Regions from separate parts of the Homo sapiens genome. Here region 1 is linked to region 2. Evidence: chromatin loops called from intact Hi-C (ENCODE). Cell type or tissue: heart right ventricle. All regions are shown on one strand.

What was found. Peaks named below come from ENCODE experiments on the same cell type or tissue, not always from the same donor. Only the 100,000 strongest peaks of a DNase experiment are listed, where the experiment ranks them.
Region 1: a loop joins it to region 2, with 2.1 times the contacts of the local background. A loop is called at or near these places in 7 of 110 quality-filtered maps.

What each region holds. Positions count from the first base shown.
Region 1 is chr1:227,841,713-227,849,712 of GRCh38, forward strand. It overlaps PRSS38 (serine protease 38), which reads left to right. Exons shown (of 5, transcript NM_183062.3): 4 at 3,758-3,900; 5 at 4,242-4,758. The coding sequence ends at 4,496. Among named protein-coding and RNA genes, the nearest start is that of PRSS38, 30 kb to the left of the region's middle. In heart right ventricle, no CTCF peak of the experiment used is centred here; no DNase peak of the experiment used is centred here; H3K27me3 peaks cover 916 bases.
Region 2 is chr1:227,931,315-227,939,314 of GRCh38, forward strand. The region is part of intron 1 of WNT9A (Wnt family member 9A); the gene reads right to left. Among named protein-coding and RNA genes, the nearest start is that of MIR5008, 6.4 kb to the right of the region's middle. RefSeq lists a silencer at 3,063-4,248 and an enhancer at 3,098-4,297. In heart right ventricle, no CTCF peak of the experiment used is centred here; no DNase peak of the experiment used is centred here; H3K27ac peaks cover 1,801 bases.

The sequences.
Region 1 (8,000 bases), 90 kb before region 2:
CAAAACCAGGACCACCCACCTCCCAGTAACAGCCCTCAATCTCCAGCTCCATCTCACAAATGTGTGCATCCTCCTCCTCTCTGCCAGGGCATGTAAGCAGGCAGTTGTCTTAGTCCATTTGTGTTGCTGTAAAGGAATACCTGAGGCTGGGTAGTTTCTAGAAAAGAGGTTTGTTTGGCTCAGGGTTCTGTAAGAAGCATGGTGCTGGCATCTGCTTCAGGGCCTCAGGCTGCTTCCACTCATGGGGAAGGGGAAGGGACCACATGGCCAGAGGGGAGGGGAGTTCCCAGGCTCCTTTTAACAACCAGCTCTCTCTGTTGGAAGCCAGTAGAATGAGAACTCACTCCCCCCACCTCCACAGCACTGATCTATTCATGAGGGATGCACCCCCCAGGACCCAAATGCCTCCCATTAGGCCCACCTCGAACATTTGGAGTTGAATTTTAACATGGGATTTGGAGGGGACAAACATCCCAACTATAGCAGCAGGGCAGGCGAATAGTGCCTGCAGGTCTATCTGTGATCTATAGGCCCAAGTCATATCCATGCTTCAAGGTACTCTCATTCCAGGAAAGCTTTCCCAAATTCAGCTCTGCCCTCTCTCCCTTCTTAGACACTGAATGCCATTTCATATGTCTGGTGTCTGTCCATCTCTGTTTGTTTGGGGCACAGAATTGGATTCATTCTAATTCTCAGATCAAAAAAAAATTTACTCTACATTTGTTCCTGCATGGTGCTCTTTCAGTGTTTGCTTGCTTATAATAATATGGACACCAATCCAACAGGGAAACTAGAGCATTGACAATAACGTATCTGCTTTTGTGGCCCTGCCCCATCTGGCCTTCCACCTCTCCTTCTCTGAGGGAACTTCTTTTTTTTTTTTTGAGATGGAGTTTCACTCTTGTTGCTCAGGCTGGAGTGCAATGGCGTGATCTCTGGCTCACCGCAACCTCCGCCTTCTGGGTTCTAGCGATTCTCCTGCCTCAGCCTCCTGAGTAGCTGGGATTACAGGCATGTGCTACCACACCTAATTTTGTATTCTTAGTAGAATACGGGGTTTCTCCATGTTGGTCAGGGTGGTCTCGAACTCCCAGCCTCAGGTGATCCACCTGCCTCGGCCTCCCAAAGTGCTGGGACTACAGGTGTGAGCCACCATGCCCGGCCTCTGAGGGAACTTCTTACCATGCATCTTTGACAGACAAGTCGTGGTAAGTATATCCATGGATTCCCAGGCCTTTACAGAGAATCCGTTGCCCTCAGGAACAACAGCCCACAGATTGGAAAGCTCCAACCTTGATCAAAGGAGCAGTAGACTTCACCGTCTCTAATGAGGACCGGCCTTTATATTCTCCTAACACCCTGAGACGGACACTAGGAATAGCCTTGCCCTTTCTATGAGACATGTGTAGCCTTCTCTTGGCAGAATTAGTAAAAAAGCCATCCATACATAATGTAGCACAGGGCTCCAGGATGCATAAATGAGCTGCAGGCCGCAAGACTTGGTTTACGATGCTCCAGTCAAGGCCAGAAAACCAAACGTAACTGAAAAGTAGCCCTCATATTTATTTGGGTCACTTAGATGATATTACATGATATCCAGTTCCACAACAACACATATTTCCTCTTTCATTTTCCCTCTTCTCCCATTCTCCCACACCCAACAAATCTTTGAACACACATAAACACACAAAAACAAAAAACAAAAACCAGCCGGGCGTGGTGGCTCACGCCTGTAATCCCAGCACTTTGGGAGGCTGAGATGGGTGAATCACCTGAGGTCAGGAGTTCGAGACCAGCCTGACCAACATGGAGAAACCCCGTCTCTACTAAAAATACAAAATTAGCCAGGTGTGGTGGCGCATGCCTGTAATCCCAGCTACTTGGGAGTCTGAAGCAGGAGAATCGCTTGAACCTGGGAGGCAGAGGTTGCAGTGAGCCAAGATCACACCATTGCATTGCACTCCAGCCTGGGCAATAAGAGTGAAACTCCATCTTAAAAAAAAAATGTCAAACAAACAAAAAACCAACCAAGCACAGTGGCTCAGGCCTGTAATCCCAGCATTTTGGGAGGCCGAGGCAGGTGGATCACCTGAGGTCAGGAGTTCAAGACCAGCCTGGCCAACAAGGTGAAACCCTATCTCTACTAAAAATATAAAAGTTAGCCGGGTGTGGTGGTGCGCACCTGTAATCCCAGCTACTCGGGAGGTGGAGGTTGCAGTGAGCCAAGATTGTACCAATGCACTCCAGCCTGGGTGACAGAGTGAGACCCTGTCTCAAAACAACAGTAACAACAACAACAAAACAAACAAAAAACCCTCTGTGTTACTTTCAACTCCCCAGACTGTTCTGTCCTGATTTGACTCTTCATGGAACACTCTTTTACTCTGTCTGACATCTTTTGTTTTAACTTTTATAATCGTTTCTTTTTTGATATAAATATTCAGGAAACCAAACACAGGATTGGGGTTAGGGCTAGGGGTTAGGCTTAAGGTTAGTGTTCCTTCAATATGTGGTGGGGATCCTCCCCAGTGAGACCTGGGCTCCTCCCCATCTGTGGTCGGGACTTCATTCATGGGTCATCGGGGTTACTCCCTGTCTGATCAAGGCTTCCTCCCCTACCCCCCATGAGTGGTGAGGTTTCCTCCCTGTGAGTGGGCAAAGCTTCTCCCTACGTGTGGTGGGGCTCCTTCCTCTGAGTGGTCAGGGTTCCTCTCTATGTGCGGTGAGACTCCTCCCTATGTGTAGTCAGGACTCCTACCTGTGTGGTGGGACTCCTCCCTATGTGTGGTCAGTGCTCCTTCCGGTTTGTGGTGGAGCTCCTCCCTACATGTGGTGGGGCTCCTCCCTATGTGTGGTCAAAACTCCTCCCTATGTGTAGTGGGGCTCTTCCCTATGTGTGGTGGGGCTCCTCCCTATGTGTGGTGGGGCTCCTCCTTATGTGTGGTGGGGTCCTCCCTATGTGTGGTCAGGGCTTTTCCCTATGTGTGGTCAGGACTCCTCACTGTGTGATGGAGCTCCTCCCTATGTGTGGTGAGGGCTCCTCCTCATTTGGTGGGGATCCTCCCTCTGAGTGTTCAGGGTTCCTCCCTGTGTATGGTGGGACTCCTCACCATGGGCAGTGGGGCTCCTCCCTATGTGTGGTCAGGACTCCTCCCTATGTGGGGTGGGGCTCCTCCCTATGTACGGTCAGGGCTCCTCCCTATGTGTGGTGGGACTCCTCCCTATGTGTGGTGGGACTCCTCCCTATGTGTGGTCAGGACTCCTCCCTGTGTAGTGGGGCTCCTCCCTATGTGTGGTGGGGCTGCTCTCTATGTGTGGTGGGGCTCTTCCCTATGTGTGGTGGAGCTCCTCCCTATGTTTAGTGGGGTGCCTCCCTATGTGTGGTCAGGACTCCTCCCTATGTGTGGTGGGGCTCCTCCCTATGCGTGGTGGGGCTCCTCCCTGTGTGTGGTGAGGCTCCTCCCTAATGTGTGGTGGGGCTCCTCCCTATGTGTGGTGGGGCTCCTCCCTATGTGTGGTGGAGCTCCTCCCTATGTATAGTGGAGCTCCTATGTGTGGTCAGGACTCCTCCCTATGTGTGGTCAGGACTCCTCCCTATGTGTGGTGGGACTCATCCCTATGTGTCATCAGGGCTCCTTCCTACGTATAGTGGGGCTCCTCTCCATGGGCTATCCCCTTGGTGTCCACTGTGGGGCAGGGATCCCCCCACCCCACACGAAGCAGGTGCTGCCCCCTCACGGGAGCCCTCCTCCCACAGGTGAGACCTCAGACGAGCTGCAGGAGATGCAGCTCCCGCTGATCCTGGAGCCCTGGTGCCACCTGCTCTACGGACACATGTCCTACATCATGCCCGACATGCTGTGTGCTGGGGACATCCTGAATGCTAAGACCGTGTGTGAGGTGTGCCCCTCCTGGTCCATGAGACAGAGGTCATGGGTGCCCTGTGCCTGTGGACCCCACAGGACCCCACTCTGGCCTCCCACTGACTAGCAGGAGCCCTGCAGCCATGCCCCAAGCTGAGCAGGGCGATGTATGACAATGTGTGAACGCCGCATGCCTGCAGCAGGCCTCCCCTGCAACTCTGGGCTGTGTTGCAGCCAGTAGGGAGGCTGGGTGAGAGGGGGGCACTGGCCCCTTCCAGCAGGGTCTGCACAGCCACCCCCTTGCACCCTGGGGGACAGGTGCAGGAGGCGGCAGGCCTGGGACTCCCAGTTCACAAAAAACTCCCTCTTCCTTTCTAGGGCGACTCCGGGGGCCCACTTGTCTGTGAATTCAACCGCAGCTGGTTGCAGATTGGAATTGTGAGCTGGGGCCGAGGCTGCTCCAACCCTCTGTACCCTGGAGTGTATGCCAGTGTTTCCTATTTCTCAAAATGGATATGTGATAACATAGAAATCACGCCCACTCCTGCTCAGCCAGCCCCTGCTCTCTCTCCAGCTCTGGGGCCCACTCTCAGCGTCCTAATGGCCATGCTGGCTGGCTGGTCAGTGCTGTGAGGTCAGGATACCCACTCTAGGATTCTCATGGCTGCACACCCTGCCCCAGCCCAGCTGCCTCCAGACCCCTAAGCATCTCCTGTCCTGGCCTCTCTGAAGCAGACAAGGGCCACCTATCCCGGGGGTGGATGCTGAGTCCAGGAGGTGATGAGCAAGTGTACAAAAGAAAAAAGGGAAGGGGGAGAGGGGCTGGTCAGGGAGAACCCAGCTTGGGCAGAGTGCACCTGAGATTTGATAAGATCATTAAATATTTACAAAGCAAGCCTCTGAGATCACCTGTGTGGCTCCTTCCGCCCCTGCCGGAGTCGTTGTCCTCTTCCATGCACAGAAAGGGGGACTATCACCCCTCCTGAGGCTCTCAGAAAAGGAGAAGCACAGGCCGAATCAGCTCTTTCCAGAAACAGAGGGGCGATGACACAGACACACTCCTCTGAATCTGTGGGATGTGGTCAAAGCCCAGGCCCAAGGAAAGGTCATTGCTTACATGCCTACGCCTGTACATATAAAACAGCTGCAGACATTTAAACATCCAATTGCAAAAAAAAAAAAAAAAGTGTGTGTTGTGGGGGTAACCGGAGCTGAAAGTAGACACAAGGAAGGAACAAACACGATAGAAGCATGAAGGAGCCCCAAGTCAGAAAAGCACCGAAAACTCATATTTCAAAAGTCTGCTCCTTGGAAAATATCAAACAGTGGACAGGGGTTGGAGAGATCACTAACCTACCCAACACAGGAGATAAGAACAAAAATACACAAAATGAGAAATGACAAGTGAAAATGATCCATCAACTGAGACAAGGTAAGAAACCACACGAGAGAGTGTACAACTCTATATAAATTTAAATGAAAAGCAGCACTTTTTAGGAAAAAAAGTTTACTAAAACTAACCCCAGTAGAGAGGTTTTAGGCTGGGCACTGTGGCTTATGCCTGTAATCCCAGCACTTTGGGAGGTCAAGGCAGGAGGATCACTTGAGCTCAGGAGTTCAAGGCCAGCCTGGGCAACGTAGCAAGACCCCTGTCTAAAAAAATGAGTCGGGCATGGTGGTGCACACGTGTAATCCCAGTTACTCTGGAGGCTGAGGTGGGAGGATCGCTTGAACCCTTGAGGTTGAGGCTGTAGATATGATCATGCCACTTCACTCCAGGCTGGACCACACAGTGAGACACTGTCTCAAAAAAAAAAAAAAAAAAAAAAAAAAAACAGAGAGAGAGCCAGAGAAGTTTTATTAAATAGACCAAATTTTTATAGAAGAAATTGAGACATTTAAGAAAGAATATCCCCCCCACCCCGGTAAGTTTTTGGGGAGTCAAAAGCTATATATGGATTTTTTACTGCATGGGGGGATACCAGTAACCCCAACATTGTTCAAGTGTCAACTGGACTTTCTTTTACAATTTTAAATAGTTGCCCTAGAGTTCACAATAAAGAATTACAATTAATCTATGTCCACTTTCAAAAAAACACTACCATTTCCCAGGTAGTATCTCATCTACTGATGAGACATCAATAGCATGCTTCATTTCTGTTACAGTGGTTTTGAGTTCTAGCATTTTTTTTTGTTTGGTTGGTTTTTGTCTTCACATTTTATTTTTATTTTCGTAGATTTAGGGGTGCAACTGCAGTTTTGTTACATGGATATATTGCATAGTGCTGAAGTCTAGGATTTTAGTGTAACCGTCACCCAAATAGTGAACATTTTGCCCATTAAGTAATTTCTCCTTCCTCATCCCCGTCCCACCCTCCCACCTCTCTGAGTCTCCAATATCTATTATCTGCTTTCTATATCCATGTGTACACATTATTTAGCTCCCACTTATAAGTGAGAACATATGCTAATTGACTATTTCTGAGTTGTTTCATGTAGGATAATGGCCTCCAGTTCCATCCATGTAGCTGCAAAGGACATGATTTCATTCTTTTTTATGACTAGTATTCCATGATATATATGTATATTTTCTCTATCCAACCATCTGTTGATGGACGCTCAGGTTGATTTCCTGTCTTTAGCATTTCTTTTTATTCTCTGAGTTTCACTGCTCTGCTTTCAGTGCCCCTCTGTTCTTCTATGTGGCCCACTTTTCCCATTTCAGCCCTTAGTATATTAATCCTAATACTTCAAATTCCCAGTCCAATAATTCCAAAATGTCTGCCCTATCTGAGTTTTGTTCTGATGCTTGGTCTCTTCAGGCTGTGTGGGGTTTTTGTTTTGCTTATTTTGCCTTTTAGCATGCCTTGTAACTTTTTGTTGAAAGCTAGATATGACGTATTAAGTAAGAGGATCTGAGGTAAACTGGCCATTGGTGTGAGATTTATCTGACTAGCAATTAGGCTGTTTACCGCCTCCTGAAGCTGTGGTGTTTGAGTCTGAACTTTCCCCTAATGATGTTGTTTTTGTCTCCTCTGTTGTCTTTGGGTCTCCCTGGAGACTCCTTCTTAAATAAACAAGTAGCTCTTTCTGTAATCCTCTGATATTACATAGGAACCCCACGGATGTAGTGATAAGGTGTGGGGATGAGGAAGCATTCTTTAGTTCTGTGGTTAGGTCTCAGTCTGTTAGTGAGAAGGTCACCACCCAAGTGTTTTTCTTGCCTTCACTTTCCCCCCTTAAGTGTGATGGAAAAATAATGGGCTGCATTGGGTATTTCCCAACATTCAAGGCTAGGGCAGGCTGGATTCCAGTATTTCCCTTGCCATGGGTCAGACTGATAGAACCCAAGTCAGTTAGGCTCTGGTTAAATAGTTTCCCTTGAGAGCAGGCTTTGGTCAATGAGAATAGACAGTGCTGGGCATACTTAAAATTGGCTACTTTTCTCCTTGCTCTGCCACAAACGCTGGGGGATTCTTCTCTGCTCTTCACCCTGAGAGCCTGGTGTAGCTTCCAGGACTAAAACTCATAAAAGTGTGAGGACCCCTAAAAGTGGGCCCTAAGGGGTTTTAAGCTCTCAACTTAGCCCACGCTTAGTCTCCAGCAGTTCATCAATTACCCTTTAAGTATTTCCACTGGTGCTGACTCTGCTGGGGCTTCTCCTCCCCGTAAGCTGTGATTGTCTCTGTCCACCTGTCTGTCTCTCCAGTGTTCAGGGAGGTATTTTGTTCTGTGACCTCACTTCTCTTATGAATTTAAGAACAGTTGTTGATGTTTAGTTTGTTCACCTTTTTTCTTGTTGTAAGGATGGGAGTGATAACTTCCAACCTGTTTACATGCCAAAACGGAAGCTAGATGTCACTCAGATACTTCTATAAAGAGACATCTCGTCTTCTACTATTTGGTTGCCTAGTGACAAATTTATATAGAAAAGACAATGTCTTATTCTTTTCTTTAGAAGCTCTTGAGATCATGTGATTGTTCTTTTTCACCATCTAAAGCGGGCCAATTAGCTTTTAAATGTTTTTTTTAGGTCATGGATTTAAATGTATTTGATGGGTTTCAATTCATTGCAATTATTATTTCTATGAAAGCTCAAATTGCCCCATATTTGTACAACAGGAGCTTTGCCAGCTT
Region 2 (8,000 bases):
TTTGTGATTTTCTTCTCTCTAGCTCTTCCCACTGAGTTTCAGTGCCTGTGTGAAGGGTCTTGTTTCATTTTCCTAGGAGAGTTTGTATCAGATGAGAATTGTATCTTCTTAACTGTTTGTTCTGAAGAACTGGCCATGAAGCCATCTAAGGACTGAGCTATTCTTGGCAAAAAGATTTCCTTTCTGATCCAGTTTCTTTTTTCTTTTCTTTCTGAACAGCTTTACTGAGATACACAGGCACACCTTGAAGATGTTGTAGCTTTGGTTTCAGATCATCGCAATAAAGAAAAGGTCAGAAAAAAGCAAATCACATGAGTTTTTTTGTTTCCCAGTGCTTCTACAAGGTATGCTTACACTACAGTCTTTAAGTGAGCAATATAGCATTATGTCTTAAAAATAATACATATACTTTAGTTAAAAACACTGGACTGCTAAAAAGGCTAACAATCATCTCAGCTTCACTGAGTTGTCATCTTTTCGCTGGGGGAGGGTCTTGCCTCCATGCTGGTAGCTGCTGACTGGTCAGCGTGGTGGCTGCTGAAGTTTGGGGTGGCTGTGGAAATGTCTTTTTTTTTTTTTTGTATCTTTAGTAGAGACAGGGTTTCACCATGTTGGCCAGGCTGGTCTGGAACTCCTGACCTCTTGATCCGCCTGCCTTGGACTCCCAAAGTGCTGGGATTACAGGCGTGAGCCATCACGCCCAGCCGGAAATTTCTTAAAGCAAGACAACTATGAAGTTTGCCACATCAATGGACTCTCCCTTTCATGAAAGACTTCTCTATAGCAGGTGATGCTGCTTGCTAGCATTTTACCCACAGTGGAACTGCTTTCACAATTAGAGTCACTCTTCTCAAACCCTGCCACTGCTTTATCAACTAAATTGATATCAATTCTAAATCCTTTGTTGTCATTTCAACAATGTGCACAGCATCTTCACCAGAAGTAGATTCCATCTCAAGAAACCACTTTCTTTGTTTATCCATAAGAAGCAACTTGTCATCCATTCACATTTTATCATGAGACTGCAGCAATTCGGTCCCATTTCCAGGCTCTACTTCCAATTCTCATTCTCTTGCTGCTTCCACCACATCTGCAGTGACTTCCTCCCCTGAAGTCTGGGATCCCTCAGAGTCATCCCTGAGGGCTGGAATCAACATTTTCCAAACTCCTGTTCATGTTGCTGTTTTGACCTCCTCCCACGAATCATGAATGTTTTTAAGGCATCTAGAATGGTGAATCCTTTCCAGCAGGTTTTCAATAGACTTTTCCTAGATCCATCAGAGGAATCACTGTCTATGGCAGCTGTAGCCTTATGAAATGTCTTAAATAGTAAGACTTGAAAGTTGAAATGACTCCTTGATCTATGAGCTGGAGAATTAATGCACATTGTGTTAGCAGGCATGGAAACAACATACATCTCCTGGCACATCTCCACCAGAGCTCTTGGGTGAACGGGACACTGCCAATGAGCAATAATACTTTGCAGGAATCTTTTTTTCTGAGCAGTGGGTCTCCACAGTGGGCATAAAATATTTAGTAAACCAGGCTGGGAACAAATGTGCTGTCATCGAGGCTTTGTTATTCCATTTCTAGAGCACAGGCAGAGTAGACTTGGCGTAATTCTTAACAGTCATGGAATTGTTGCAATGGTGAATGGGCATTGGCTTTAACTTAAAAGTTACCAGCTGCATTAGCCCCTATCAAGAGAGTCACCCTGTCCTTTGAAGCTTTGAAGCTAGGCATTGACTTCTCCTCTCTAGCTATGGAAGTCCCAGATGACATCTTCTTTCAGTAGAAGGCTGTTTCATTTCCGCTGAAGATCTGTTGTTACTGTGGCCCCCTTCATCATTGATCTTAGCTGGATCTGCTGGAGAGCTTGCTGCAGTGTCTCCACCAGCTCTTGCACTTTTATGTTACAGAGACCGCTTCTTTCCTTAAACCTTGTGAACCAACCTCTGTTTGCTTCCACCTTTTTTTCTGCAGCTTCCTGGCCTGTCTCAGCCTTCATAAAACTGAAGAGGGTTAGGGCCTTACTCTGAATTAGGCTTTGGCTTAAGGGAATGCTGTGGCTGGTTTGATCTTCTATCCAGACCACTCACACTTTCCCCATGTCAGCAATAAGACTGTTTCACTTTATCATTTGTATGTTTACTGGAGTAGCACTTTCCATTTTCTTCAAGAACTTCTTTGCATTCACAGCTTGGCTAACTGAGGCCCAGCTTCCAGCCTGTCTTGGCTTTGGACATGCCTTCCTCACTAATCTTAATCATTCTTCACTTTAAAGTGAGGGACGTGCGACTCTCCCTTTCACTTGAACACTCAGAAGCCACTGTAGGGTTATTAATTGGTCTAATTTTAATATTGTCTCAGGACGTGCTTGTGACAGGGCTGCTACTAATCCTTGACATGCAATGGCACCACAGAGCCAAGCACAGTGGAGCAGGGTCAGGCTGCAGCTCACACACCACAAACTCACCCACTGCAAGATTCGCTGTGAATTCACCGATATGGGCAACAATCACCACAGTCAGACGCAGGGCCTGCCATCTCCTCAGAAACCCCCCAGCCCTGATCCGCTTTCTGTCTTGATGGATTTGCCTATCCTGGATATTTAAGTGGAATCACGCAGCATTGACCTTTTGTGGCTGTCTTATTTCACCGAACACAATGTCCTCGAGGTTCATCTGGGCTGCAGCCTGTGTCAGAACATCCCTCCTCTTAAGGGTGAATCCTATTCCATTGTGTGGATGGAACACGTTGTGCTCATCCATTCATGTGCTGAGAGGCACCTGGGTTGTTCCATTTTCCAGCTTTCATACCTGCTGCCATTATGAACATTCACACATGTGTTTGTGTGGACATATGTTTTCACTTCTCTTGGGTATACACCTGGGAGTGGAGCTGCTGGGTCACAGGGAAACTCTGTGCTTAATCCCTTGGGAAATCAGATGTTTTCCAATGTGGCTGCACTTTATATTCTCAATGCCCCACTTTCTTTAATTATTATAGGATTAATGAATATTTCTGTATCTTGACTTAGTTTCTATTACTTTTCTTTTCTGGTTTTGTCAGTTTCATCTAAATTTTCAGATTTATTGTCATGAATCTATTAATTGCTTTCTCCTGTTTTTGTCTGAAGAATCTGTAGGGATTCCCCTAGACAGGAAACTAATGCAATGAGCCTCATCTTTCTGGATTAGTCTCAGATATTTCCAAGAAGTGAGCTGTCATCTCTACGGCATGTCTACTCTTATGTAATTACTGTTGGCACTATTTCCAATGTCTTCCTTCTATTTCCTTTCACGTTGGCCTGTAGTTCTCTCTCTAGCTTCTCAACAGTACTGTGCGTTCTAGTTTCTCTCCTCTTCTAAAATGTGCACTTAAAGCTATCACTGTCATCATTTCAGTTGCTCCTAAACTGGAACCTCAGTCACAACTTCAGGTCACGACGCAGAGCCTGAGTCACAGCCTCAGGGACCTCTACAAAGCCTGAGTCATAGATTCAGTTCACCATACAGAGCCTGAGTCATAGCCTCAGGTAAGCTCAAGCTGATCATAGTGGGGGCTGTGACCCCAGTCACAACCTTAGGTCACCATAGACAGCCTGAGTCACAGACTCAGGTCACTATAGACAGCCTGAGTCACAGCCCCAGTTCACCACATAGAGCCTGAGTCACAGCCCCAGTTCACTATACAGAGCCTGAGTCACAGCCTCAGTTCACCACAGAGTCTGAGTCACAGCCCCAGTTCACCATACAGAGCCTGAGTCACAGCTCAGTTTGCCATACAGATCCTGAGTCACAGCCCCAGTTCACCATACAGAGCCTGAGTCACATCCCCTGTTCACCATAGCAGAAACTGTGACCCCAGCCACAGCCTCAGGTTGCCAAGCAGACCCCAGATCACACCCCCAGTTCACATACAGAGCCTGAGTCACAGCCTCAGTTCACCATACAGGGCCTGAGTCAGACACAGTTCACATACAGAGCTTGAGTCACAGCTCCAGTTCACTATAGTGGGGACTGTGACCCCAGTAACAGCCTAGGTTTCTGTTTGCCATAGAGAGCCTGAGTCACAATCTCAGGCTGCCAAACAGAGACCAAGTCACAGATTCAGGTCATGCTGCAGAGCCTGGTTCACCATCTGGCCCTCTCCTCCTTCTTCTCTCGAGATTCCCTCTGTGCCCTAAGCCCTCTGAGTTGGTGAGTTCTCTCCCCTCCTCTAACATTCTGTATCCTCCATCCTTGGAGTGTCTCTTACAGGGAAATTAGACTAAGCCCTTAACCACACTCCAATCAACCCAGGCTTTCGCCTGGAGCAGTTCATCCCCTAGGGTCTGGAGCCTCAGTTTACCCTCTTGTCTCATCCTTTCTGTTGACCATGCCTGTCCTGGGTTTTTTCATCCTCTTTTCCTCTTTTTGGGTTTTTGTTGTTGTTGTTGTTATTCCACATATTCCCTCTGCTCATCTGAAGTTGCACAATATTTTTTGTAATTTCCACAGTCACCTTCAATGCTATACCATGTGTCTGTGACCTACCTAAGCCTGATGCTGGTTAGTGCCTTCTCTACCTGGGCAGCACAGGGCCAGAGAACATATTCCCATCGACTCTCCCGCCCTGAGTTATGTGCTAATTGCATGTTTTACCTCCATTTGGGGGCCCAACAAGACACTGTTTTATCAGTCAGCACTACCTCCATGGCACCTTCAGAGCCCACGCTCTGCCCTCACTCCTTCCTGCATCTTGTTATGCAGCAGGGCCTCCACCTCCTGAGGTCGGCACCAGCTTGTTGGTGTCCTCACGCCTCATCTGTATTCTTCTTTCTCAGGATGGCTTTTATGATTCTGTCTTCAATCTTGTGCAGTTTTTCTTTTTCTTTTTCTTTTTTTTTTCAGACGGAGTCTCGCTCTGTTGCTCAGGCTGGAGTGCAGTGGTGCCATCTCAGATCACTGCAACTTCCACCTCCTGGGTTCAAGCGATTGTTCCTGCCTCAGCCTCCCAAGTAGCTGGGATTACAGGCAGCTGCCAACATGCCCAGCTAATTTTTTTGTATTTTTAGTAGAGACGGGGTTTTGCCATGTTGGCCAGGCTGGTCTCAAATTCCTAACCTCAGGTGATCCACCTACCTTGGCCTTTCAAAGTGCTGGGATTACAGGAGTGAGGAACTGCACCTGGCCACCCAGCTAATTTTTGTATTTTTAGTAGAGACGGGGTTTCACCATGTTGGTCAGGTTGGTCTCAAACTCCTGACCTCAGGTGATCCACCCACCGCAGCCTCACAAAGTGCTGGGATTACAGGCATGAGCCACTGCACCCAGTCTTTTTTTTTTTGAGACATGGTCTTTGCTCTGTTCAAGCTGGAGGGCAGTGGCGCTATCTTGGCTCACTGCAGCCTCCAGCTCCAGGACTCAAGTGATCCTCCTTCCTTAGCCTCCCAAAGTGCTGGGATCACAGGCACGAGGCACTGTGCCCAGCATGCTGTGTGCTTCTAATGTGTCATGTTCCAGGGTGAACTTATTTTTACTTTTGGCCTGGGAAGACACTGGGCTTCTGGAATCTTCTTTACAGCTTTATTCAATTTCGGAAAACTCTCATCCTCTCCCCTCATACATATCAGCCCTGTCCCACTCCCGCACCCTTCTCAGCTGCCTCTGGCATGGCCTCCCCGTGTCACCGAGGTGTCCTGCCCTCTGTCTGACATCTTGCCGCCTCTCTGGTATACTCTGGGTAATTTCTTCTGACCTATCTTCCGTTGTGCTAATTCCCTTCAGCTGTTTCTAATCTGCTTTTAAATCAGGCCTTACTTACTTTTCTCCCCCTCTAGCTCTATTTGGTTTTTCCAAACTTGCTGGGTCAGTCTTTGTGGTTTCCCGAGCCTTGCAGCCATCCCCAAGTGTCTTCCTTCCTAGAGGCAGAGTGAGGAGAGCCGCTGCACTCAGCACCGCTGCTCCGCTTCCTGGGCTGCGGCTGTCTTTTCGAGGCCCCTGTTGTGTTTCTGTGCAGGCCTGGTTAGCTCTGACCCCGGGCTGCTCACTGTACTGAGGAAACAGTTGGCAGAAACAAGTTGAAGGAGAGGATAAAGGTACTACAGTAGGTGGAATGGTGTCCCCCACCAAATGCGTCTAACGCAACCTCAGTCAGGGGCCTTATGTGGAATAAGAGGCATTGCAGAAGTAACTGAGATAAGGATCTCAAGGCAAGATCATCCCAGACATGGTGGGCTCTTTAGAGCCAGTGGAGGCTGTCCTTATAAGAAAAAGGAGAAGACACAGAGGCGGACGAGAGGGCCACGTGAAGATGGAAGCAGGGCGTAAAGTGGCCAGTCAACCAGCCAAGGAGCCCCACGGTTCGCAGCCATCGCTGGCAGCTGGCAGAGGCAGGAAGGACCCTCCCCTCAAGCCTCCAGAGGGGCATGGCCCTGCGGACGCCGTGATTTCAGACTTCTGGCCTTCAGACCTGAGACAGAAGTCCTGTTGTTTTAGGCCAGCCAGTCTGTGGTGCCTGACAGCAGCCCCAGGACAGCAGCACAGATTTTGGAAAGGATCTCGTTATGTGCACACCAGCCAGGCTTCTAGGGCCACCTGCGGTCCCAGAGCCAGGCCACCCAAAACCCAGCATGAGGCCAGGGCCCGGGACCACGCTGGTGACTCAGGCCTCAGCGCACACGTGGTGGCTGTGCCCTGCCCTGGGGGCCACCTGGGACTGTGGGAGGGCCTCCTCTGAGTATTCTCTCCTTAGCGGGTCCTGGCCTTTACTATGCACCCTCATCCCATGAGACCAAACCAACCTCACACTTTCTTGTTCAGCATCTGTTCTTGCTATTTCTAGGGATCCCCACCAACCATTTCATCAGCTCTTTGACACTTATAAAGTTAAATATACACACACACACAAACCCCCCCACACAGATACACCCATACACACGGACACACATGTGTACACACACACCCCCATACAAACCCATAAACCCATACACACACGCATACACACACACATATACCCATACATACACACCCATACAAACCTATACACACAGACACACGCATACACACGTACAGGAACAAACACACCCACACAAACCCCCTCACACACACACACACAAACACACCCATACGAACCCATAAACCCATACACACAGACACATGCATACACACATCCACAGGAACGAACACACCCACACACACAGATACACCCATACACTCATGTGTACACACAGACACACCCATATGAACCCGTAAACCGATAGAGATGCACGCATACGCACGTGCAGACACACAACCCCCCACATGCATACATGTATACACACATGCACATGTCCATCCAAACACAAACACACATACATGCACATACACATACATATACATGCATGTACACACATAAGATCCATGTAAAAATTCGCTTTAGTTGTTTCAAGCAGAAAAGCCTCTGAGTCTTGTGGGCCTGTTGCTGAAAACAGGCATCTATGCTCTCCAGTGTCTCATGTCTTCATGTCCTAAACTACCTGGTGAGTGTGTTTTTGACTCTGCTACACCGGCAAGAAACTGAGGTTCAGGGGATTAAACAGTGTAGCGGCATGTGCAGCCTGTGAGTGCAGAGGCAGGGCTGGGACCTGAAAGCGGCCTCTGACCTGGCTGCACCCCTGCCAGGCTCACGGCAGCACCAGTTCATGACTGCTCTCCCCGGTGAAGGGCCCGGATGACGACGGCTCCACGGGACACCCATACCTCTCAAGCCCCAGCCACTTCCCACCTCTGACTGTCATTCCAGGTGCAGCCATGCAGGAGGACACAGGCCAGCTGGAGAGAAGGAAGACGTCTCAACACCCATACGTGGCTGCGGCTGCCATGCCACAGGGCACACAGAACAGTTCCACGCTGCAGATGGGGCCGCAGACAGTGCTGGTCTCAGGAACCACGGGGGAGGTGGCTCCAGGGAGCGGTGACCCGGTCGCCTCCTTGAGCCCTGGAAGCTGGCCGCGGTGGTCAGCACTGACCCCTGCA